Linked DNA regions of Homo sapiens: regions 2 and 3 are each linked to region 1. A link is a loop called in an ENCODE intact Hi-C map of the cell type or tissue named here. Cell type or tissue: ascending aorta. All regions are shown on one strand.

What was found. A loop is a pair of places that touch in the nucleus more often than their neighbours do. Peaks named below come from ENCODE experiments on the same cell type or tissue, not always from the same donor. Only the 100,000 strongest peaks of a DNase experiment are listed, where the experiment ranks them.
Region 2: a loop joins it to region 1, with 2.6 times the contacts of the local background. A loop is called at or near these places in 47 of 110 quality-filtered maps.
Region 3: a loop joins it to region 1, with 3 times the contacts of the local background. A loop is called at or near these places in 2 of 110 quality-filtered maps.

Annotation. Positions count from the first base shown.
Region 1 is chr6:2,349,809-2,357,808 of GRCh38, forward strand. The region is part of intron 4 of GMDS-DT (GMDS divergent transcript); the gene reads left to right. Among named protein-coding and RNA genes, the nearest start is that of GMDS-DT, 110 kb to the left of the region's middle. In ascending aorta, a CTCF peak has its summit at 4,270 (motif pointing left); DNase peaks (open chromatin) are centred at 2,232, 2,576 and 4,263; H3K4me3 peaks cover 2,236 bases; H3K27ac peaks cover 6,096 bases.
Region 2 is chr6:2,191,406-2,199,405 of GRCh38, forward strand. All of the region lies in intron 1 of GMDS (GDP-mannose 4,6-dehydratase), which reads right to left. Among named protein-coding and RNA genes, the nearest start is that of GMDS, 50 kb to the right of the region's middle. In ascending aorta, a CTCF peak has its summit at 4,871 (motif pointing left); DNase peaks (open chromatin) are centred at 4,869, 5,866 and 6,132.
Region 3 is chr6:1,896,478-1,904,477 of GRCh38, forward strand. All of the region lies in intron 7 of GMDS (GDP-mannose 4,6-dehydratase), which reads right to left. Among named protein-coding and RNA genes, the nearest start is that of FOXC1, 290 kb to the left of the region's middle. In ascending aorta, a CTCF peak has its summit at 3,337; DNase peaks (open chromatin) are centred at 3,457, 4,583, 5,249 and 7,534; H3K4me3 peaks cover 1,177 bases; H3K27ac peaks cover 7,141 bases.

The DNA.
Region 1 (8,000 bases):
ATCCCAGCACTTTGGGAGGCCAAGGTGGGAGGACCACTTGAGCCCAGGAGTTTGAGACTAGCCTGGGCAACATGGCAAGACACTGTCTCTACAAAATTTTTAAAAAATTACCTGGGCATGGTGGCATACACCTGTAGTCCAAGCAACTTTGGAGGCTGAGGTGGGAGGATTGCTTGATCCTGAGAGATTGAGGCTGCAGTGAGCTGTGATCACACCACTGCACCGCAGCCTGGGCTGGGCTTTTGAGACAGAGCAAGACCCTGTCTCAAAAGAAAAAAAAAAGAAGTGAGAACATGAAGTATTTGGTTTTCTGTTTCTGTGTCAATTCGCTTAGGATAATGGCCTCCAGCTGCATCCATGTTGCTTCAGGGGACGTGTTCATTCTTTTTTGTGACTTTGTAGTACTCCGTGGTGTATAAGTTTGATATTTTTTCGTTCTTATTTATTTATTTATTTATTTGAGAGGAGTCTCGCCCTGTCGCCCAGGCTGGAGTGCAGTGGTGTGATCTCGGCTTCACTGCAGGCTCCACTTCCCAGGTTCATGCCATTCTCTTGCCTCAGCCTCCCGAGTAGCTAGGATTACAGGCGCCCGCCACCACGCCCGGCTAATTTTTTTGTGTTTTTTAAAAGAGACGGGGTTTCACCCTGTTAGCCAGGATGGTCTCGATCTCCTGACCTCGTGATCCACCCGCCTCGGCCTCCCAAAGTGCTGGGATTACAGGCGTGAGCCACCGCGCCCGGCTGACATTTTCTTTATCCAATCTACTATTGATAGTCACCTGGGTTGTTTCTATGTCTTTGCTGTTGAGAACAGTGCTGTGATAAACATACAAGGGCAGGTGTCTTTTGTGATTTATTTTCCTTTGGGTGTATACCCAGTCATGGGGTTGCTGGGTTGAATGGTAATTCTATTTTTGCTTCTTTGAGAAATCTCCAAACTGTTTTCCACAGGGGCTGAACTAATTTGCATTCCCACCAGCAGTGTATAAGCATGCCCTTTTCTCTGCAGCCTCACCGGCATCTGTTATTTTTTTGACGTTTTAACCATAGCCATTCTGACTGGTGTGAGATGGTGTCTCATTGTGGTTTTGACCTGCATTTCTCTGGTGATCAGTGATGCTGAGCATTTCTTCACGTGTTTGTTGGCCGTATGTATGGAGACTGACGTTTATGTTGGATGACAATTATGGGGAAAAAACTCACCAGGACTACGTAATATAATCTTCCTTCTGTGTAGAAAGAGGCATTTCCTATGTCCCCAGACCATCACACTGACTCTACAAGATTGGGTTCTCTTGTCGTTATGGTGCTACAGGGCAGGATGTCCAACTCTGACACTCAAGGGAGATCAGGTGCGTTATAGGTAGTGTGGTTTAGTAGAGTGAAAACTATCCAAGTCACCTGGAATCCAGACATGAAGCCATCTTGATAGAGGGCCCAAGGGTAATCCACTTCAGTAGCCAGGAACCTGTTGAGCAAATGCCAGCTTGTGATAAAAATTTATTGTATGGATCACAGTGTCCCATAAAGTAGAGACTCTAAATGTTAAAAACAACATTGGCTGCTTGACTTGATTAGAACGCAGCAGTTTGAGATGTTTAAATGTGAAGGGCGAGAGGCTTGGCTTCCTATGTTTAAGGAGTTGATCTCGTGATGTTTGGAGAGCCCAGCTTTGAGATGCCTGGTCTCTCCTGATGCTTCCCTTTGATTCCACAAAAGGGAGGGCCCGGTGGCTGCTGAATGGTACAGTCTGAGGCGATGACAGAGGCTGCAGGTCTCTGCCAGCATTGGAGACCCTCAGACACAGTGTGGCTGGTGACCACTGGAGGAGGCAGGGTTCAGGTTCCTGGGCATCTGCAGGCCAGCTCTCAAACCCCCACCCACCTCCCACTTCCCCCCGAACCCCCGGCTCTCCACAGCTTGCACCTATCCTATCTGGAGTAGTAGTGAGAGTTGTATCCCTTAATTCCCATTTTTATTGGGTTTCTGGACAATGCTGGAAAGCATTCAAAATAGCTCATATTTTACTCTTACCTTGTGAGTCTAAGTAAAGACCCATTCATTTCAAGAAAAATAACTTGCTTTTGGTTCTGTCCCTGGAGCTAGAAAGTTTGCTGTTAAGTAGATTGATTACGCATCAGCCTGGAATAGCTAGTTCCTTGCTGTGTGGCCTTGGGCAAGCCACTCAAGTGCTCTGGGCTGTCATTTACTCACCTGTGAACTAAGAGGGCTGAACTGGATGATATTGAAGGTCCCTATTAGCTCTAAGTCAGGGCCCAGCATGCAGGCATATCAAGTTTCTTTTCTTCATTTTCAAAAAGTAAGCTTCTGAGAATATTTTTGACCATATTGCAAAGTCAAATAATTATTGAGTGAGTCTGTTATTTCATGCCATTCCTTTTCTACTAGCTAATCTAGTTTGCAAAATACCCTATGCTGCTGGTGAAAGGAAAAAAAAAAACAAAGTGTGAACCCAAAACTCATGATTCATTCTAAGTTAGTTCAACAGATTAGTTCCTCATTCTCTCAGATCTCCAGGGAAGAGACATCAACACCAGCCCATCGCTGATACCCTTTGTCCTGGCCTCCGGAGCGCTCCCTGCACAGTCCCAAGTCTGCAAGAAGGGGGATCTTTTCTTGAAAACCTACAGTGCTAATAATTGTCAAAAATATATAAATTCTAAATTTAAAATTTAAGGTATTGGTGCCTATGAAATGTCCCCAACACAAAGAAATGATAAATGTTTGAGATGATGGAAATGCTGATTACCCTGATCTGATCACTCACTTTATATGTATTGAAACATCATTATGAACTCCATGAATATGTATAATTGTTATTAGTCAGTTAAAACAAATAAAACTAAAAATGTTTAACGATAAGAAGAAAAAAATGTTGTGTTGTCAACACTAAGTTTTAAAACACGCTATAAGGTGGTTACTGAAAATTGCCTGCTGTGCTTGGTATGTTGTGCACAGCATTATGGTTATTTATTTGGGGGTGTTTCTGGTTGTCTTCTCTTGCCCCTGTCGCCACACACAGCCCATTGTGCAGCATTATGAGTGTCTCTTGGGCCAAATTTTCTGATCTCAGGTCCAGGATTTTTATTTCTTAGTGATAATAGTATGCATTTTTAAAAAGTATAAATGATTAGTATCAAATTCTAATATGTAGCTTTAAATTGGAAAATTTTTAACTAGAAAAATTTTAACATCATATACAGGCTAGAGTCTTTTTTTCTGCCAGTCTTTGTGGATTTTACTGGAAAAATATACATACATCCCATGATAGAATTTATTCTCTAGAAGATGATTGGCAAACTTTGGCCTGCAAGGCCAAATCTGTCCTTCCTCTGCATCTGGTACTACTCTTGAGTTAAGAATGGCTTTTACGTTTTTAAGTGGTTATGTAGGTGCCCACGTAATAGTCTCGACTTTACCTCTTGGTCCCCAAAGCCTGAAATATTTATGATCTGATCTTTTAAGAAAAATTTGCCAACTCTATTCTACAGAAAAGGAATGAACAACTAACTCAGCAATGCATATGGAGAGGAGAGGAGCATGTAAGTAAACCTGAGAACTTTGGTAATAAAGAAAGAGAAAATTTTATTCAGATTATACAGAAGTATTTACATTTATAAATGCCTCTTTGACAATATGATCGGTTTCAGTTTATCTTGTTGGCATGATTCAAAGCCCTGGTGTCAGAGATTGTTCCATTAAGTAGGCAGATTACACACACACACACAGATAAGGACATATCAAGTAAAAGCACAATTAAAGAGAAGTTCGTGGGAAGATCCTGATTTGCATACCCAGAGTGGGTCTGTATACACATTAATCTGACAGCGGCCTGGACGATTTTAATGTTTCTAACTCCGAATATAAACTTGTGTTTCTCTCATGCAGATGTTGCCCTTTCTTCTGCTTATAGGAAAATTCCCATGTAGTTTCAAAGCCCTGTCATGGGCAAGGTAAACAGTGGTGCTAGCTGTGAACAGATAAAATGTATATCCATCGATTAACTAAGCCTTGGAAATGAAACACGTCCTGTCTCTTGAATGCTGTACACAGAGCCAAGAGAAATAGACGGATCATCAGGCTTTACAAAGGGAGTTCACAGTAGTCGCTGATATGAGGGAATAATATCTTTGAAAGTTTCAAAACACAGATAAGATGAACTCATTTGTATTTCTTGGGAAATACTCTTCTGAAACAATGAGAAGCTCTTGCCAGGTTTAGGCTGTTCTGGTATGCAGTCAACACCGCCACCAGCTGGCCTAATTGAGAAAGACTATTTGTGCCTAAATTTCTCTTACAGAAACTATGTGATAAAAATAAAACACCTGGCAGAAGGACGCAAAGCTCTATCATTTCAAAATTCAGTTTTTTTCCTGTTTTGTGAAATGGCTTTCACAGAAATGTGCCTTTAGGTGTGACTGTTATCTTTTGATAGGAGTGAATACGTATTGGTATCATATGCAGCTACAAACCATTTCCAATATACGTATAAAATAATGGGAATTATGGATCTTTGTGGTGCTAATAATTACGTTTGTAAATACCCTGGTTTCCATTTTTTTGTCTTTCCATTTTCAAAATATGTGTATAGTGGAGACAAAGGAGAAGAGGGTGAACCTTACATTAACCGATTATATCTCATGCTGGCAGGCATTCGTGAAATGTTTGGTGAAAGGGAAGTTTAAAATTACTGATTAAAGTGAGGGTCTGTGTTTACTAAAGCATTGTACTTTAAAGCCATTCTTCATTGATATAGAACATTTCAATGGCGTTCTGTTGATTTAATCGTAAAGGTTCTGATGTTTATATCTGCTTATACTCTTCTACTGCAAACATTCACTTCCCAACAAATTTATTCGAACCACACATTACATTTTGGGAAGTTATGTTAACCAAATATTGTTGCTGCTATCTCTGTAATATGACTGCATTTAACTTTACTTTTGAATTTGTTTTTGAAGAGAGTACTTGCAGACAATGGGAGCTGCCTGGAAGAAATACATATAAGCAACATTTGTGTAATGGGCTAAATCCTTTGAAAAGCAGTGGTGGAGGTGGTAGTGGAGGGGTAGGATTGATTTAGGGAAGTCTACGTGTGTGTTAGCTGAAATATCTAAATCTGAAAGCAATGATAATACCATATGTAAAATTTCCAATGCATGTAACTTGAAGTATAGTATATATGCCCAAAGACATACTTTATTCTTTGACAGATTTCTAAGATTTCTAGTGAAAAATGAAATTAAAAACCCCGAGCAACAACAACAACAGCAACAATCTAAGAGAAATATGACATTAAAAACCCATTGATCGTAGTTTTAGACTTTAAAATGACTTGTAATATTAAAAGCTGGGACAGAGAACAAAAAGTGTGTCTGTATTAACACACAAATCAAATATTTTGGTTAAAACCATATTTTGGTTCCTATTCTTAAGGCAACACAACTTATTTTCAGCAATTCCGTCTTCTTGGACTCTAAGCAAGTTTTAAGACTCTTGGAGAATAGCCCAGGGTTTCTTACTTAGTGGTTAAAGTCTATTTGGAGTGCTTGGCACTTGTAATACTTTAAACATTAGTTTAAACTACTCCTCGCTGAAATGATGCTGTTGGCTTTTTGAACTGGGAGACGCCATAACCACCACCTGATCCAACCCTCTTTTTGGGGGGAAATGGAGGCCCTGTGTAGCCAAGGAAGTCATCTCAGTATCAAAATGTGTTTCTGAGTTAGGACGAGGACGTACGTTAGAGTAAGCAGTGGGTGTACTTCCTAATTGAATGAGTATTCTCATGAAGCACTAACTAAACTTTTTTCTTGACTGTTGTTCACACATTCATTGTTCCACTTTGGGTCTACTATGTCTTAAAACAATCTTTTGGGTCTATACATTTAAAAAATTTATAGTATGTGATGATGCATGTTATATGTATTGATGCATGAGATATGCCAAACAAATCAATAGCATCCATGTGATTTAAAAATTAGCGTCTTCATTAAAAGATGAGTTCACAGTTAGACTTTAGCACTCCACGCAACTACTAGATCTGCTTAAGGACAGTGAGAACATGTGGCTGCTGCTGAGTGAGAAAGAAGAGGGAAACTGTTGACAACTACTTATACTTTCATTACTATCCTTCATAGACATATTGATCCCAAATGATGAACCATTCTATCCAATCATTTGTTTTTTATTCATTCATTCACTTATTAATTCATTCTGTGTTGTCTTTATTAAGGACAGCCTATTATGGCAAAACTTGTGTTAAATCATATGTGGAAAGAGGAAAGTGGAGAAATTAAAGAAAAAGGTGCTCTTGTATTTGTTTCCTAATTCTTCTAGTGGGTATTTTTAATCTTCTTTTTGAGCAGAGCAGCCTGTGAAGTTTCCTGGTCTTTTTCTTCTTTTCAGGGCTGTTCCGCAGGGCTCCTTTTTGCTTAGAGCAACATAATGTTTCATTAATATGGACTCCCAAGACATCTATTGCTCTGGAGCAAATTTAGAAAGAGCTGGCATACTGTATTTTAATATTAAATTAATGTGGATTAGCCTATGTATGGCCAGCTGCACTTTTACATCAACCGTTTAGACATATACAGGAAGTCTTTCTTCCTGTGAAAAAAATGTACTTTAATAATAAAGACTAATTTTGAATGCTTCCAAGTAGCGATCCTGATTTGGTAGATTGCTCATAGACAAGCATTTTTTCCCTTGTTTATCTGGGCTCTTTGCTGTAACTTGCCTGAATTTTTCATTTCGTACTTTGGTGTTCATGAGTGTAAATTTAGTATGAAAAGTTATCAAGGGGATACAATTATATAGCATGAATTTGTTCATAATATCAGTCAGAAAGCCACAAAGCAAACTAAGATATATGCATTTTTTTTTTTAGCTTGAACAGTTTGGAAATTCATTTCACGTAGTGAGAAAGCCAGAGGTAGGAGATCCCAGGTTCCGCAGCTTGACAACTCGTACTTCCTCCATCCTTCATGCATTGTAGAATAGCAGCCTCCAAAGATGTCCGTGCCCACATCCCTGGAAACTGTGAAGATGAAGAATCACAGTTAATTACAGGAAAGAGCCTCATTTTTTTAAAAATTTGAGATGGGGTCTCCCTATATTGACCAGGCTGGTCTTGAACTCCTGGCCTCAAGCGATCCTCCCACCTCGGCCTCCCAAAGTGCTAGGATTGCAGGCGTGAGTAATGGGGCCCGGCTGAGCCTCACTTTTTTTTTTTTTTTTTTTTGAGACAGAGTCTCGCTCTGTCACCCAGGCTGGAGTGCAGTGGTGCGATCTCAGCTCACTGCAAGCTCCATCTCCCGGGTTCACGCCATTCTCCTGCCTCAGCCTCCCGAGTAGCTGGAACTACAGGCGCCCGCCACCACGCCCGGCTAATTTTTTGTATTTTTAATAGAGACGGGGTTTCACCGTGTTAGCCAGGATGGTCTCGATCTCCTGACCTCGTTATCCGCCCACCTCGTCCTCCCAAAGTGCTGGGATTACAGGCTTGAGCCACCGCGCCTGGCTGAGCCTCACTTTTTTATTGTAAACTTTTGTCTGCATTTTTTCCAACAAATGGATTCATTGCTGTGTGTTACTTGTCATGGCCCATTGTAAACAAAATGCTTATATTATGGCATATAAACTGTTACTTGCTACTGCCTACAAATCAGATGAATAAGTAACAGCACATTCACTATGTGGAGGTCAGGAAATGATGGTTTAAGCATTTCACATCCTGACATAATAGTTTATTATGTATATGTGGACATTTCACTGTGTTGTAGTTATATATTAGGAAATTGGTTGGGGTTATGGTTGCCATGCACTGTAATATAACTTTTTTTCAATTTACAAACAATGATAAGAAAATTTTTAGTGGTTTTTCACAGAATATCTGACTTTCAGGAACAGATTAATGATGTTAAGTGGGAAATGTTGGGATCATCCAAATTCACCCCTGATCCCCACCCACCGGCATC
Region 2 (8,000 bases), 160 kb before region 1:
GCTTCATGGAACCGGGAGCCAGGAGCAGGCACCAGCCCTGCCCTCCCAGACACATCTGCAGCCGCCCAGGTGGGGCTGTGGACCCGGGCCTCTCTGCACTCTTGGGGGCCCTGGAAGGCCCCCGCCTTGCCCTTGCAGGCTCGGAGGTGCCTACCTCCACTGTCTGGCCTCTCCCCGCTCCAGGCACCTGCTATGATCTCCGAATGGGGTTGGGGCCAAGCCGGGGAGCTGTCACAGCCCAGCCAGGTATGTGAGGGTCCTGCCACCTCAGCTCCCTCCAGACTCTGTGTGCTGACAAGCATGGGATGTGGAACCTAGGGGGACACTGAGAGCAGCTTGATGCTGGCCTGCAGGTACCCCATGGATGAGCAGCCTGGGTACCACAGACCATGGCAGGAAGCAGACAGGCTCCGGGGTGGAAGGGGGTAGGTCCCTGGTGAGACCCCACCTTCAGGCCAGGGAGGGCATGAAGGCTGGGAGCCAGGCCACCAGTCCCACAGACCACACTGCAGGCTTATGGTGACTTTTCTGGGCCTGCCCATGACCACCCATGGACCAACTGGCACACACTTCCTCCACTCTGAGGCCCATAAAAGCCCCGGGCTCAGCTAGAGCAGGGCAGGGGATGGGGAGAAGATGAGATGACCAGATGCAGAGAGGAGCTACTCTCTCTGCTAAGAGCTGCAGAGACAATGGGACAAGCTGCCTACAGAGAGAAGCCACCCACTCTAGGGCCTCCTCTGTGCCGACAGCTGCAGACTACAGGAGCTACCCTCTCTGCTGACAGCTGAACACTTGTTGGGATGACCAGCTGCAGAGAGGAGCTACCCTCTCTGCTAGGAGCTGAACACTCATCGGGACACCCTGGCTATGGAGAGGAGCTGCCCACTGTGGGTCTTCTCTGAGCTGTTCTATTACTCAATAAAGCTCCTCTTTGCCTTGCTCACCCTCCACTTGTCTGCGTACCTCAGTCTTCCTGGTCACAAGACAAGAACTCAGGACCCACTAAATGGCAAGGCTAAAAGAGCTGTAACACACACAGGGCTGAAACATGCTCCTCACTCATCAAATTGCAGGTGAAGAGGGGAGAACAGCTGTGGTCCTTCAAGGAGCCCTGACCTGGGAGCTCCCCAAGCCAGGGCTGTGACTCCTTCTTTGGGGCCCCATGGTTCCTGGCATCTCCAAGCTTCTGGGAGCCATTGCATTCCTTGGTGCCAGCTGGGGAAGCTGTCTGCAGTGCACCTGGTCCAGCCGCAGCCTCACAGAGAGCCAGTGCCCATGCTGGCACCTAGAGCTGACAGCCCCACAGCAGCAGCCAGCATGTCTGACTGTGCAGTAGCCCAACCCCGCACTCACTCACACACGTCTTGCCAGTCCACGCCTGACTCAGTCTCCCTTGGAGGTGTGGGATCCAGGCCGGTACCATGAGCTAAGTGCAGCCTGCCAGGCCAAGTGGGAGGAACAAGCCCAGCAGGCCCAAACAAAAGTTGGACAAAGACACCACTGGCCACAGCTTTCCAACCAGAAAAATGACACCCCAAAGATCCTGTAACACTATTTCCAGAAAGTGGCAGAGAAATGTGCTAGGGCTTAACCATTGGCTCTGATAGCCCTCATCCCAGGATCCCTAAGGAGGGTTTTGGGAATTTGTGAACGTTTCAGTTGTCACAATCACTGGGGGATGCTACTGGCACTGAGTGGGTGGAAACCAGGAACACTAGAGGTCCTAAGACACCCAGGACAGTCTGCACGGCCAAAGACTTCTGCATTCCTCACAACTTCCTCAAGTCCTGCTGAATATTCACGTGGGTAAAAAACCTGTTTATAATTGTCTGAGCGTAAAACCTCACTCAAGTTATTACATAGGCACAACGTATGTGTTACAAAGTATGTGTTAAACAGGAAGACTACCATTTTATTCCAAATTTAACCAAATTTGACCATTTCAAGAAACAATGACACCAACAGCACACCACCAGTGCTTGCTGAGTCTCCACTGCCATCCACGTGCCACAGTCTGCATCTGCAGCTGCCACAGCAGGGATGCTCCCAAAGTGTGGCCTCTGAGCAGTTCCTCCACACCCTAGGCAGCAGGGTCTCCACATCTGAATACTGAGATGCAAGTTCTCCTGGCAAACAACTTGCTTTTCATTTCCTTTTTCACTGTCATAAAAAGGGTATATGGATTTTTTTAAATAACATGTGTAATTAGGATATGTTATTCACAAATTTCATTTTAGGATTGTAAAGGTGGCAAATACACATGAAATAGCCAGATGGATTCCTGGAATAGTGGAAGCTTAGTGAAAATGCTATTTTTTTTTTTTTTTTTTTTTTGAGATGGAGTCTCGCTCTGTTGCCAGGCTGGAGTGCAGTGGCGCGATCTCGGCTCACTGCAAGCTCTACCTCCCAGGTTCACGCCATTCTCCTGCCTCAGCCTCCCAAGTAGGTGGAACTACAGGCATCCACCACCACGCCCAGCTAATTTTTTGTATTTTTAGTAGAGATGGGGTTTCACCATGTTAGCCAGGATGGTCTCCATCTCCTGACCTCATGATCCACCCGCTCGGCCTCCCAAAGTGCTGGATTACAGGCGTGAGCCACCGCGTCCAGCCAAAAATGCTATTTTTTTTTAAAAAAAAAGAAGCATTATAAATATGATGTGTCTTTCTCAATTCAGCATGATGTAAGTCAAGTTAGGTAGTTCCCATGCCTCAGGAAATCCTGGCTTAATCTCAGCTCTGTCAGCAGTTTGGACTGTGTGTGTGTGTGAGGGGAGGAAAAGGCATCTATTGATTAAGGTGCTTCTGTATTCTCCATTGAGTTCTTCTTGAGTTCAAGGTTAATTTTTTAAATCACTGTAATCTTTGAATGTTCTTTAAAAGAACATTAAAGCAGAGAGAAATGGCATTATAATATTCACAATACAAAAAATTAAGACTTGTAAAGAAGAGTGAAGAAAGTTGGGGAAAATATGCTTCATGATTCTTAAAGGTCGATTCCTCATGGAATATATTTTAAACATACACACATACATATATAGTTGTTTAAACCCAATAAATAAACATTTCAGCTAAAAGTATTATAACACTAAATTATATCTTTAAGCATTTTTACCAATTTTACTTCCTTACTTTATCAATCATGTTTCACATCTCTAATTTCTTTATCATTATAACAAATTTCAATTTTTATATCAAGATACCAATATAAATAAAAGACAATTAAGGTTAAAAAGTGCTACACGCACACACTTTTTGGTTATTTTATTTCCTAAACATGGAAGAGGGGAAAACACAAACAATTTCTTCCACACGTGTCACACACAGTAAACATTCTTTCAAATCACGTCAGTTTCCTTGACAAAAATTAATACCTTAATAAAGATCCATTGTTTAAAACTCTTGGTTACCACTTGGCTAGCCATGCATAAAACAGGACAATTAGTACAGTCAACTGAACATTATCAAGACTTTCAGACACAGTGACACTGTTCCAGCCAAGCACAGTAGTGATGTTCCGTGAATGCTGCTCTGTCAGCCACAATTACCCCTTAAACAGCCTTTGGAATTATCAGCCTGTACTTTGCTAAAAAGAAAAAGAAAACATTATTTTAAATAATATCAATAAAAATCTTTGTTTCCTTTCTGAGGTAATTATACACACATGAAGTTAGCAAGGGTAAAATCATAGTAATTTTAAAACACATGCTTAAAAGCTTGCATCTTTTCTCCAGTAAAAGCTTTAACCAGACTTAGTATAAAGAAAAAACGGATTTGAATTTCACTGTCTTTTCCTTTTTCTTCTTCTGTAGAAGCGATAGTACTTAATGATTCTGTTCAAAAATTCTGAAGCAAAAAGACCTAGACAAATAGGAAATTAGACGTTACATTTTTGAAGAAGTGTTTTATTTTCCATTATTCCTTAAGGCTATCAGGCCAAAAAAAAAAAAATCTATTCCAAGAACTCTGTGATTCAAATATAAAAAGTATGAGAACCAAAACTGAGATGCTATGCCTTGGTCTGCTGAGAACTGTGATAATTTTCTTGAACTTTGCTGCATATATATTCTAAAGTAAAGCAAATACTTTGACATTTTATTCTTTTTATCCTAATGTAAGTGGAAAGCTACAAAGCAACTTCCTTTTCAGGGGATAAAGTAAGTTTTTAAAAGCCTTCTTTGGAAATAATTAAGTCCATAAAAATTACATGTTGATTTCTTAGGTATTATGTGTCCTTCTTTTTTTCTAAAGAATGAAGGTATAAAATAAGACAATGTAAACCATGGCAACAAGGTTGGGTATGGCAGCTCATGCCTATAACCCCAGCTCTTTGGGAGGCCAAACCAGAAGGCTGGCTTGATACCAGGAGTTTGAAACCACCCTGGGCAACATAAGAAAGACCTTGTCTCTACCAAAAAAAAAAAAAAAGTTAATAAAAATAAATATATAAATAATAAATCATGCTGACAGTTTAAATTTCAACAGTGAAGTTAAACATCTATCTATTAATTTCATTTGCAACTGTGGAGAGTATATGCCAAAATAAATATATACATATATAAGTAAATAATCATAACATCCCAAGATGACAATTGGGGACTGATTTCAGCCAAAACACAAATAATGTCTAAGTTTTTATTTTATTAAGCAAAACATAAGTTTGTGCCCAAAAACTTACAAACATTAGTAACAGTTCAAAACAGTCAATCTTCTACTTTAGCATTCTAAGATTGTGTAAAAAACTAGATAAATTATTACAATGGTTTATATTAAATGGTCTCCCTGAAGTACAAAGCAACTGCAAAACTATAATTATCAAGGACTAAAACACGCAGATGCTATATACTTGAGCCACCTGGTGGTTTATTTCCCTCACTGCACTGATAAACACCTAGTGCTATGCACACAACCTTAATTAGACTCTACAAGTTTTACTTTTGGTGCCAAGACCAGAAAGAGTTTACTTTTACCAAAATGTAGTAATAGTGTGGGTCACAAGGCACAAGTCTACTTGGAAGCACTTAAAAAGTTCACTGTTGCTAAGTACAGAAGGCACTCCTGAAATCTACCATAGCAGGTCTCTAGAACTGTTTTCTTATGTTTTTTTCTACAGTGTTTGATGCCTACAGTAAACATAGAATCCAAAACAAATTCAAATAAACTGCAGATCATGCCTCAGGTTTGCTTGTGGTTTCTTTACCTCTTGCCTAGTTCTGGACAGTTCAGGACAGACCACATTAACTTTTAAAGGTTGCTGTCTTAACTGTCAAGCAAGGTAGTAATAGGTGCTCAGAGATGTTGGTTAAAAAACACAGGAAAAAAAGTTAAACAAAAGTACACTCTGTTACCAAGAGGAAAGCTGCAGAACACCAATCTTTGTGACTCTGACTTCAAATTAGGGACTCTTGGGGTGATCAAGATTTTTATCAAAGCAGAATGTGTCCAAAGCATACCTTTATCTTCAAGCTTACTAGCCTAACAGCTGGAGTGCATTAGACAGGAGCCATGACAATTCTAATGATAATGGTGGTGATGACTTGATTCTAAACGGATACTTGTCAAAAAGCCAGTGAAAATTTAAGCCTTTTAACTAGTAAAAGGGTTGCAAGTTAAACCTCTGTGTCCAGCAGCAGTCCCACACCCTTCCTAGGAGAAGCAACTTCCTCAATTTAAGTTTCAATAATGTCTTATGTGAAGAACGAATAAAGTCAGTATTAAATAATGTCATTAGCAAACTGACACATCCATTATGATAACTGTTCCCATTACTGGCTTTAGTAGGAGGTGATGCCAGAGGCTCTCCCGCACCATAAGGCAAAGCGCTTCATGTCCCTGACTCATCCAAGCGACTCAAGGCCGCCCAGCTCTCCAAGTGGAAACACTGAGTGGGAAGGAGGCTCTCAAAGGATGCCTCTATTCCTCCTCCCGCCCAGGTTCTTGGTGGAGGGTAGATGCTATTAAAAGACTAGTTTCCTGAGGAAGGTAGATAGTTTCAGGGAAAGACCATTTGGCTGGAAGGAGGAGGCTTTGTTGCCAGCTGTTTCTCCAGCTCCACTGCCTGTGTGGTCCCAAGTAAGTTGCTAAACCTGACCACGTCAAGGGCCAGGTCTATAAAAATGATGACATTTCCCGTAAAAGGGCCTGCCTGGCCCTGCACCATTTGCCTTCACAAGGGAGCACTGCACTAGAGAAGCTCTGGCTTTGCTGTGAACAAATCAAAAAGTGACACATGGGCTTGGCATTTTCCTCCATGCAAATCAAAGTATCCCATTTCCCTGAAACACTTTAACAGGATAATATGGCTTTAATTTTCCACACTTCCTAATTCTGGGTGCTAACAGGACACAGCCGCCTTGTGAGAGAAACAATGGCACAAGTAGGGATGGCAAAGGAAGACACCCCTCTCATGGAAGCCACGTTCTCACAGAGGAGCCCATTCTGCAGGGCTAAAAGGCAGATTTTACTTTCTGTCATTCATTTCCTCAAGCTGTTATTGAGAAACAACACAGGTACCAGTGGAGGATGCGTGCATTAGAGTCAGAAAGCCAGGTCTCCCCAAATCCCATCTCTATCATTTACCATCGGGGAGACACTGTACAAAGTAACTTCTCTGATCATTCCTATCCCCATCTATAAAATGGAAATGATGCACATCGTGCCACAGGCTTACTGTGAACGAATGATGGGAAAGTGTGTGAAATTTACTAAAATAAGCAGCCACTGGAAGGGAGCCTGAGACCAGGACCAGCCAATGAGAAAAGTAACGAAGAATGCAGAACTTGCAGCAGGAGCTAAAGGGTAATTTCCTGGCCATGATGACAAATCTGGCTATGTATACACAGATGCATATGCCTGTACACATTATACAGATACATGTAATTCCTGAAGAAGGGGCTGCCTGTCAACAGGCATATCCTCACTTCCTGCCTCAAAATAGGAAAAAAATATTTGTTAGGAAATGAAATACATCCAAAATATTTGAGAAAGGGTTTGAGGAACATCCCATAAACCAATGTACCTTGTGTCCCCTTCAATTCTGTTTTTCTTTTCTAAAATGTCAAAGTATGCTAAGACTCTTCAATGACCAAAAGGTCCAAGTTTATATGAGTTTTTAATCATGTTCCAGAGATCACTGGATAAGAAACAAATAAACAAAAAAAAAAAAACAAGAGAATTAAGCAATAAAGAAAAGTAATGCTGCAGAGAAGAAATGAATAAGAAAAATTTCATTTTACTGCTACGAGGTATTTTACAAAATCAGAAAATTATGTTTGCCTGTGCGAAACTGGAAAATATTAGAACTGCTGAAACTTCTATACCACATCAGACTTCTCAACAAGTTCAAGAAAAACTAAGCATTTTGAAATGCATGGTGTCTGGAATAGAAAGGGTAGCAATTGTGGATCCTAAACCAGAAGAATTATACTAGTCTATCTACAGAGGTGTCTCTAGCCTAGCTCTAAGACCACAATTGGTTAGAATGAGAACAGGTAGAAAACAGACCATTCATAAAGTCAATAATTCAGGCTTGGTAATGGCTTACAGCTTTGCTTATGATGTCCTTATATCAAGTGTTTGCCATTGCTAACCTAAAGAGAACATACAACTATCTTTATACATAAAGCTGAATCTCTAATCATCTACCCATTTTCCTATCCTAAAATATTTCAAAATGTAATTCCCTAATTCATATTAAAAACTTCATATTCAACATTATTCATTTCTTATTGGACATAATGGTATAAATATTTAGACTAATTTACCTTTTGTTTTTAACTTCATGTCCACAATACATGGTGGTGTTTACTCATTAATCAAGATTTTCCTAAACTCCATTTAATGAAAATATTTAGTTTTATGGATGGCAACAAAGTATTATACTCAAATATCTCTGTTGGACCTTAACAGGAACCCAAAATAAATTAATTCTCTGACACAACAACTCACAGGCAGCCAGAAATCTTTATAAAATACAAATCAAATGTCATTCCATTGGCT
Region 3 (8,000 bases), 450 kb before region 1:
AAGGTGACTTCAGAACGTGGGGAAAGCATGTAAGAAAGTATAGACGACTGACAAATCCGGGGAATCTGACAGCGGGGAAGGGGGCTCGGTGCTGGGAGGAGAGGGGGTGTCAGGTGAGGGCCATGTGAGGCAGGACCCATGTGAGGCGGGAGCAGAGTCAGATCATGAAGGTGTTGGTGTGCTGCAGGGGTTGTATCAAAGTTAGATTTCATCGTGAAGAAATCTGAACAAAGGAATACATGGGCAGGATTACCTTCTGGATGGTGGTGTAGACTCTGTCCCATCAAAGTGTGATTGACAAACACAAGTGCCATCAAGCGTCTACACTGCAGACAGACTGACTGGGAGTCTTTTTCCGGTTAAGATAACAAGGTTACAAATCACAGGTGATATAATAGGGATGAACAGGGAGACAGGGATTTGACTGATGTCTCTGGGAAGGACAGGGCTCACTGTTGGTGTTGTAGGGAAGACGAGGGCAGGACTCTAGGCTGATTTCCCAGTTTTGGGGCAAAGACAACAATGTACATGGAGCTCATATCAACAAAGGTGGGAGATTCGGGAGGAGCAGCAGGTGAACAAAGAGGTCTGGACAAGGGAGGCGAAGGCTGCTTAGCTGGTTAGGGCTGCTGTACCTGCTGCACCACAGACTGGAAATCCAAGATCAAGACGCCACAGGTTTGGTTTCTCCTGAAGCCTCATCTTGGCTGCCTGATGGCTGCCTTTTCCCTGTGTCCTCACATGGCCTTTCCTCAGTGTGCACGTACTCCTGGGGTCTCTTCCTCTTCTCATGAGGACACCAGTCCTATTGGATAGGTCCCTACCCTAATGGTCATTTTAAATTAATCACCTGTTTAAATAACTTATCTCCAAATACGGTCACATTCTGAGGTACTGGGGGTTAGCATTTCAACATCTGAATTTTGGTTGGGGTTAGGTGGCAAAATTCAGCCCATAGCAGAGGCTGAGGATGGCATCCTGGAAAGGGAGCTTAATGTGGGGTTGAGAGCATGGTTAAATTGCGTGGAGTCCAGGTTCTGTCTCCTCTAGCTTTGGGACCTGGACAAATTGTATATCTTGCCAATATTTAAGGGACAATCTGAAGAAACAAAGTTTGTAATAAAGACTGAAAATGAGTGGCCAAGAATGTTCTTTACCTCAAACATTTATCAGTTCTCTGAGTTGGGAGCATCTCATTTCTCTTTTAGCTACTTTGAAATACACGATAAATTATTCTTAACAATAGTTATTCTACTGTGCAATCAAACACTAGAACTTATTTCTTCTAGCTACCTCTATGTACGTACTCATTAACCAACCTCTTTTCATCCCTCGACATGACCTGTCCAATGCTGAATGATCCCTAGACAGCCTTTCATGCAAAAGAAGCTCCTGATAACTGAGGTTATCTAATGAGTCCCACAGGCTGGATCTACTCCACGGCCACCCTTGCCATCCTGGACACCTATCCTGGCCACCCTTGCCATCCTGGACACCTACCCTGGCCTCCCTTGCCATCCTGGACACCTACCCTGGCCTCCCTTGCCATCCTGGACACCTACCCTGGCCTCCCTTGCCATCCTGGACACCTACCCTGGCCTCCCTTGCCATCCTGGACACCTATCCTGGCCTCCCTTGCCATCCTGGACACCTACCCTGGCCTCCCTTGCCATCCTGGACACCTACCCTGGCCTCCCTTACCCTCTTCTGCTCAGGGTTCTCCACTGGGTGGCAAATCCCACCCCGGAAGAGACCCTGGAGGCCTTTCCCCTGGCTTCAGGCCATCATAAAACTTACTAAATTTTGCTAAAGAAAATCACCTTCTAAATAAAATTATTTGGCAATTTAAAAATCAGAATTGCAAGATACCTTAGAAACTGCCTAGTTGAGTCTCTTTAAGATGAGGAAACTCATGCTTGCAGGTATAGACAGCTCTGGTGCCAGTATGTTTCATACAAGTGATGTGATTACAGTCAGCCCATTCGCTTCCTAGGGTCCAACCTCCTTTTCTATAATATGGGCAAAATAATAGTTTCCACCCTCCTTGTTTGGAGGGCATTTACCAGTTCCTAAGTCTGTAGGGGCGCAGCAGTGAAAAATTGCACACCAGTCAAGCCCTCCTGACCTCACAGTCTAGCATGGAAGAAAGACTTTGAACAACTAACCACAAGTGTCCTGTCAGTTACAAAATAAAAAACAGGATCCAATGCAAGCTTGGGAATGAGATGCCAATGTAATATGGGGGATCAGAACAACTTCCTGCGGGGAGATGACACTCTAAAGGAAGGTGCTGTGAGAATCAAATCCCAGCGTGTATTGATCTAAGAGATATTCCTTCCCACCTATGCTGGGCCAGAAAGTGTGCCAGTGGCTGGGGATTTCCAATGAACAGGACTGACGGGGCTCCTGCCCTAACGGAACTTACAGCCAACAATAAAGAACATCATGGATTACACAAATAATGAATTAATTACAACGGCGATAAATGTCATAAAAGGAAATGAAATAATGTACATAACAGTGCTTCATGAGCTTTCGCCTGCCTTATAAATGCTCCTCTGTGCTAAGAATAATAGAAGTGGCAATGGGAGAATAAAGTTAGAAAGAAAGCTTCCTTTCTTCCTGCTTTCCTCTCTCCCTCTTCCTCCTTTTCTCCATCCATCCTGCCCGTCTGTCTGGGGAGCTGGTAAGATATCTCTTGTGAACACACCAGGCACATGGTAAATAATTAGATAGTCATTTATGGTGTTATTTTTCTTCTCCAATCTTACTTAGAATGTCAGATTTAAATGTTATCAGTGTTTGTTTTGATTTGTGTTTTTTTTTTTTCCTGCATGCTTTGATCCATCAGAATGCACTGGCATAATTAGTAATATCTAACTTTATTACTAGGAGAAAATGTAAGACCGTGGTCCCCACGCGTCCTGGCTAAGGGGACTAAAGTGAGTAGCAGTTACAATGCTTGATATGGCAAAGTGGAATAAAGGTGACCCATGGAACTTTTTAAGGAGTAGACTCCGTTCAAGAGAGAAGACCTTCGTCAAGAAAGCCTGGTGCTATAGCTGCAATGAACCAAGAGAGAAAGCCGGTGGGCCATTCCAGGAGATTATGGAAGAAAGTAGTAGTTTTAATAAGTTCACTATAAAAAATATTACATTTCAAAGCCAAAAAACAATCTCCTAAGGCTTCAGTGGAAACTTAGCTCACACTGTTTTGTAAACATGACCTAATCTTTATGAAACGCTGCATCATTTGGAATTTGGCAGTGAAGGAGTAGAGCAAAGAGAACACAGTCGCCACTCTAAGGCCCCGTGGAGACCTGCAACAGGGCACCCTGTCGTTAGCTGCTGAAGAAAGTCCACACATCTGCCTACACACTAAAGAGAACACAGTCGCCACTCTAAGGCCACGTGGAGACCTGCGACAGGGCACCCTGTCGTTAGCTGCTGAAGAAAGTCCACACATCTGCCTACACACTAAAGAGAACACAGTCGCCACTCTAAGGCCACGTGGAGACCTTCCACAGGGCACCGTGTTGTTAGCTGCTGAAAAGTCCACACATCTGCCTACACACTCTGAGTCAACGTTCAAGGCTTAAGTCACTCTATTTTCTACATGAACTGTCCCTTCCCTAGAAAGTCAAGCTTGGAGGAGCAGGGAGCCTTATCTGGGTCAGAGGCATCGCTCTGGAGCCTTCTTCATTGGACGGGGAGAAACTAGGGTTGTGGGGTGACCTCCATGGAGTTCCAACATAGAGGTAGGTGTGGATGGCCACGCAGGTAGAGGCAGCTCCTGAGCAGATGCTGCTAAAATTTCACAATCTGAGGCGTTATCATGCAGAGTCTACAGTGAACACCGTCAACAATGCGTGCAGGAAAAAATTTTAAAATGTCTGATATGCTAGCACATAACACACAAGCACCAATGAAATCCATCTTTTTATAACCACTTCAACTTTAAGACCTAAGCCTTTATTACGATTAAAAATGTGTTGATAAAGAGCCCCTGCTGTTAAGTCTGATGTCAAATTTCATAAATCATGAAGTTTTTAAGATAACTTCTACTGAAGTATAATATACAAATTAAAAAGTACACATATCACAAGCACATGGCTTGATGTATTTTCAGAAACTAGTCATGAAGTTTTATGGCCAACTTCTACTAATCTTTCAAATAATGTGACAAGAAGAGACAGTTTGGCATAGTGAAAAGGAAAAACCAGTAGCCAGAGAAGCTGCTGGGTCATTTTACTTCATTCTGGCTCTCCGACACTGGATAAATCAGTGACTTATTTCAGTCTTCATTTCCACATCTAATCAGAGTAGACAATTTCTAAGTGTACCTTCTAGTCTAAAATGTTATACTTTGAAAATGTATGTTCCCTTAACTGCAAAAAAGCACTCTCGATGATATCACTCACAGTGTTTCAGACGACTCAGTTATGCCAACATGTCGCGCTAACTCACTACCACGCAAGGGAGAAAGTAGTTATGCTGCAACTTTTTCCTTCCCAGGCCACTTCCTAATACATTTACTAGCAAGAAAGGCATGTCTTCAGCAACCATCCACGTCAGAGAACGGCGAAGCGCTGGTAGCAGAGCGTAAGCAGCCCTTGGGTGCCTGCACCTGCTTTCCAGTGAGCCTTTTAGATGTGGCTCCCTGGTTCCGTGGCTCCCGGCTCTCAGCTCCTGGGGGCAAGCATGCCTGGAGTCGCCACATGGTGCCCAATATTCCGGGCTACAGAGATGGCCTGTGCTAATTACGATACGTTTCTCTCCACGACCGTGGAACATAATTCTGATGTTGACTATGGCAAGCTCTTAAAGTCAGCCTTTTCTGAATTTTAACAACGTGTTACTACTTGGGCTTGGTAACGAGATGTTCTTGCTCACATTGATCAAAACTACATTAGGTCTGTTAAGTCAGCTTTTCATCCCATTGTAACAAAAAAAACATAGAAAAGAAAAAATATATAATGAAAAAGATTCTATTAGGAGGTCAGGCCACCTATTTTAAGGAATTGCAGTAACTCCTTCAGATCAGTTGAAGACCCCATATTATGGTTTCCACAAAATAAAAGGGATCCAAATACAAAGAGTTAACACATTTTCCAAAAATTCTTATATGCTAGGAGAATTTTGTTGCTCTTTCCCACAAGGCTTTTTTTTTGAAGCTCAGAGAACTCTACTGTGGCCTTTGATATGTCATGGCAATGACTCACCAAACTGTCCCTAACTAGTCTGAAAAGACACAGGCCAGCCTTTGCTCATTCAGTGTATACTGAGCTCATCCTATGTGCTTGTTACTAAGTTAGACGCTGAAGAAACAAAATGAAACATGCATTCTTGCCCTTAACAAACCAGTCATCCATCTGAATAGGGAAACACATAAACAATAAGTAATCAGTTACTGCTATGGAGACCACACACACAGAGGGGAGACAGGGAAAAGGGCTACTGTGGGTGCTCAGATGACTTCTGCGCAATGGTAAAGGATACAGCTTTATTTAAACACGAAAATACTTCAAAATTAAAATACAAAAGAACAACCTAATGGATGCGAAAATCTGGGGTGAAATATCACATACGCTGTGCCATTTACCAAATGCCAACTGGCTCAAAGTTCTAGAAGTGTGTAATTAATTCTGCACATTGAGAATTAAGTATGCAAGAGTATTTAAAATCGGCAATGGGGCAAGCTTATTTATCTAAATTTCCTTGCTCTTAAAATCTAGTCCTCATTCTGGAGACACATTGTCCTAGGCCATTCATTCTCACTTGATGTTATTAAAACTAAAATATAGAATAAAAGGCAATGGTAAATACAAAAGTTATTTATGGACTAAGTAATAAAGCATGACACAGAAACCCTTCTAAAAACATAAATTATCTGAACTAATGGAAATGTAAATTTGTAGTAAATTATTTTTTCTAGATTACTGACTAAAATAAGTAAAGGGTCCTAGAGGAAAGGCCTTAAAAAACAAAGTATCATGCTGCTAGATCCTTAATAACCCAAAATGATCTACCAGTCCTCAGTAATCTCAATAGAAATGTGTAGCACATCTGGAAAATAGGTGAAATTCCTGTTTCTGGGATATCGCACAGCTATGTTAAAATTCATTTAAATTGATACTTCAACCACAAGATAAGGTGAATATAGGATAAAAAAATAGTAAGACGCTATATATGACGACTCACAATGTCACTATTAAAAGGCCAGTGGACTTCTAAAAATTCCTTACAAGTAAATATGATTGTACATTTAAATATCTGGGTCAAATAACAGGTAAAAACACTCTGATCACTCAAATTAAACCATAATATTTTTCTTAAATCTGTTCAGCACATAAACTATTGTTTATTAACAAAATTTTCAGGTCTAGAATTTAAACATCAATATAACATTGTGAGGAAGTAACATCTTCTGGGGAAAGTTGAATTTTCCATGGATAAAAGCTTAATGTTAATATAAAGATAGGCTGTATAATAGCAAGCCCTCCTAGTCACAAAAAGCCTATTTATATCTATCAAAAGATTCCAATTATTTGCATCAAATGTGTCTATTATAAATTGCACAGCAATCAGGAGATTCACTTTGTTTTATTTACAAAGTTTCTACATAGCTGATTTACAGATATTCAGGGAAGGAAAGTATACACATTACCACAAAAAAAGATTGTGGATTTATTAGTCTTTGATGATGTCTTCTTTTCCCAACTTCAGAATCAAATTTCTACAAATAGTGGTAAAATTTAACTTTAAAGTCATATAATATGATCACGATATAGGGTTTTGAATTATACACTTTCTTGTTTCCTACTTCAAATGCAGTACTTTGCACATACGGAGAATTAATGTTGCACATTGCTTTTCATATGAATTTCTTCAATCGGAATTTAATTAGGCACCCTTTTGTTGAGTACATGGAATTGTGTGGAACTAAAGGAAGACCTGGATAAGTCCTAATCCAAAAGCTATTCTCGTCTAATTCAACTTTCTGTGAATAAAAATATCTCAAAAGCATTTCATCTACACAGCTTCTCTGCTCTAAACAATTTACAGGTTCAGCAGGAACCAGGCATAAATCTCACTGCATTTTTTTAAAACAATGAAACCTCTTTACTTGGTTCATTTTCTTTTGTCTCCTCAATTAAAGCACACCTTCTGATATATTACATGTTCCTTCCCTTTAAATACTGTACACACACAGTCTGACATAGATTTTTCTTCTTGCCTTGCTGGAAAGCTTGTCCTGTTTTCTCCAAACTAGATAAAGTTCACTCAGATGTGCTTACGGGCGCCTCCCTCCCCTCAGTGCCCTCCCAACCCTGGATGCCTTTCTGTCCTCCTCCATATTCTTGGGTGGGCAGGAACCTGGGGAGATGCAGCCACCAGGCAGCTTGCTACTCTCCTGAAGCACATCTGGGCTTTATATTAGGCCTTTAATTAATCCTCAGTGAAAGCCAAGCTATGACATTTTGACTGGGCAGGCTCCAGTTCTGGACAGGTCTTGATTTATTGCGACTGAGTCCCAACCAACTTTGATTTATTTCAGCTTAGGGGAGGAAGGCAAGCTTGGAACAGAAAAGCGCTGTTGAATGTTGAGCACGTGATGTCAGGACAGGCCCTCCAGACTTCCAGGGGCACGGGACAAGCGGTTCAGAAGAGAATGGCTTCTGAGAAAGCCATTTTAAAACCCTAAGATTTAAATAACACGAAATTGTACCAGACAAAATAAATGTAATCACAGAGGAGAGAAAATGGCTCCTGAAACAGTTGGCTGATTGTGGCAGGGTAGGAAGCCCCAGCCTTATCTCTGGGAAAAGGAGGAAACCCTGGGGGCCTTACTGTTAATCAGGACTCTCATTTGCATTCGGGGGCTGCTCTGTGTGGCCGTCTGTCCTTCCTGAGAGCAAAGGCCAGGAGGACTGCCCCCTCCTCGGCAACACCAACAACTGATAGTCCATTAAATGAGAGCAGATTTCCTTTTTGCAGGCA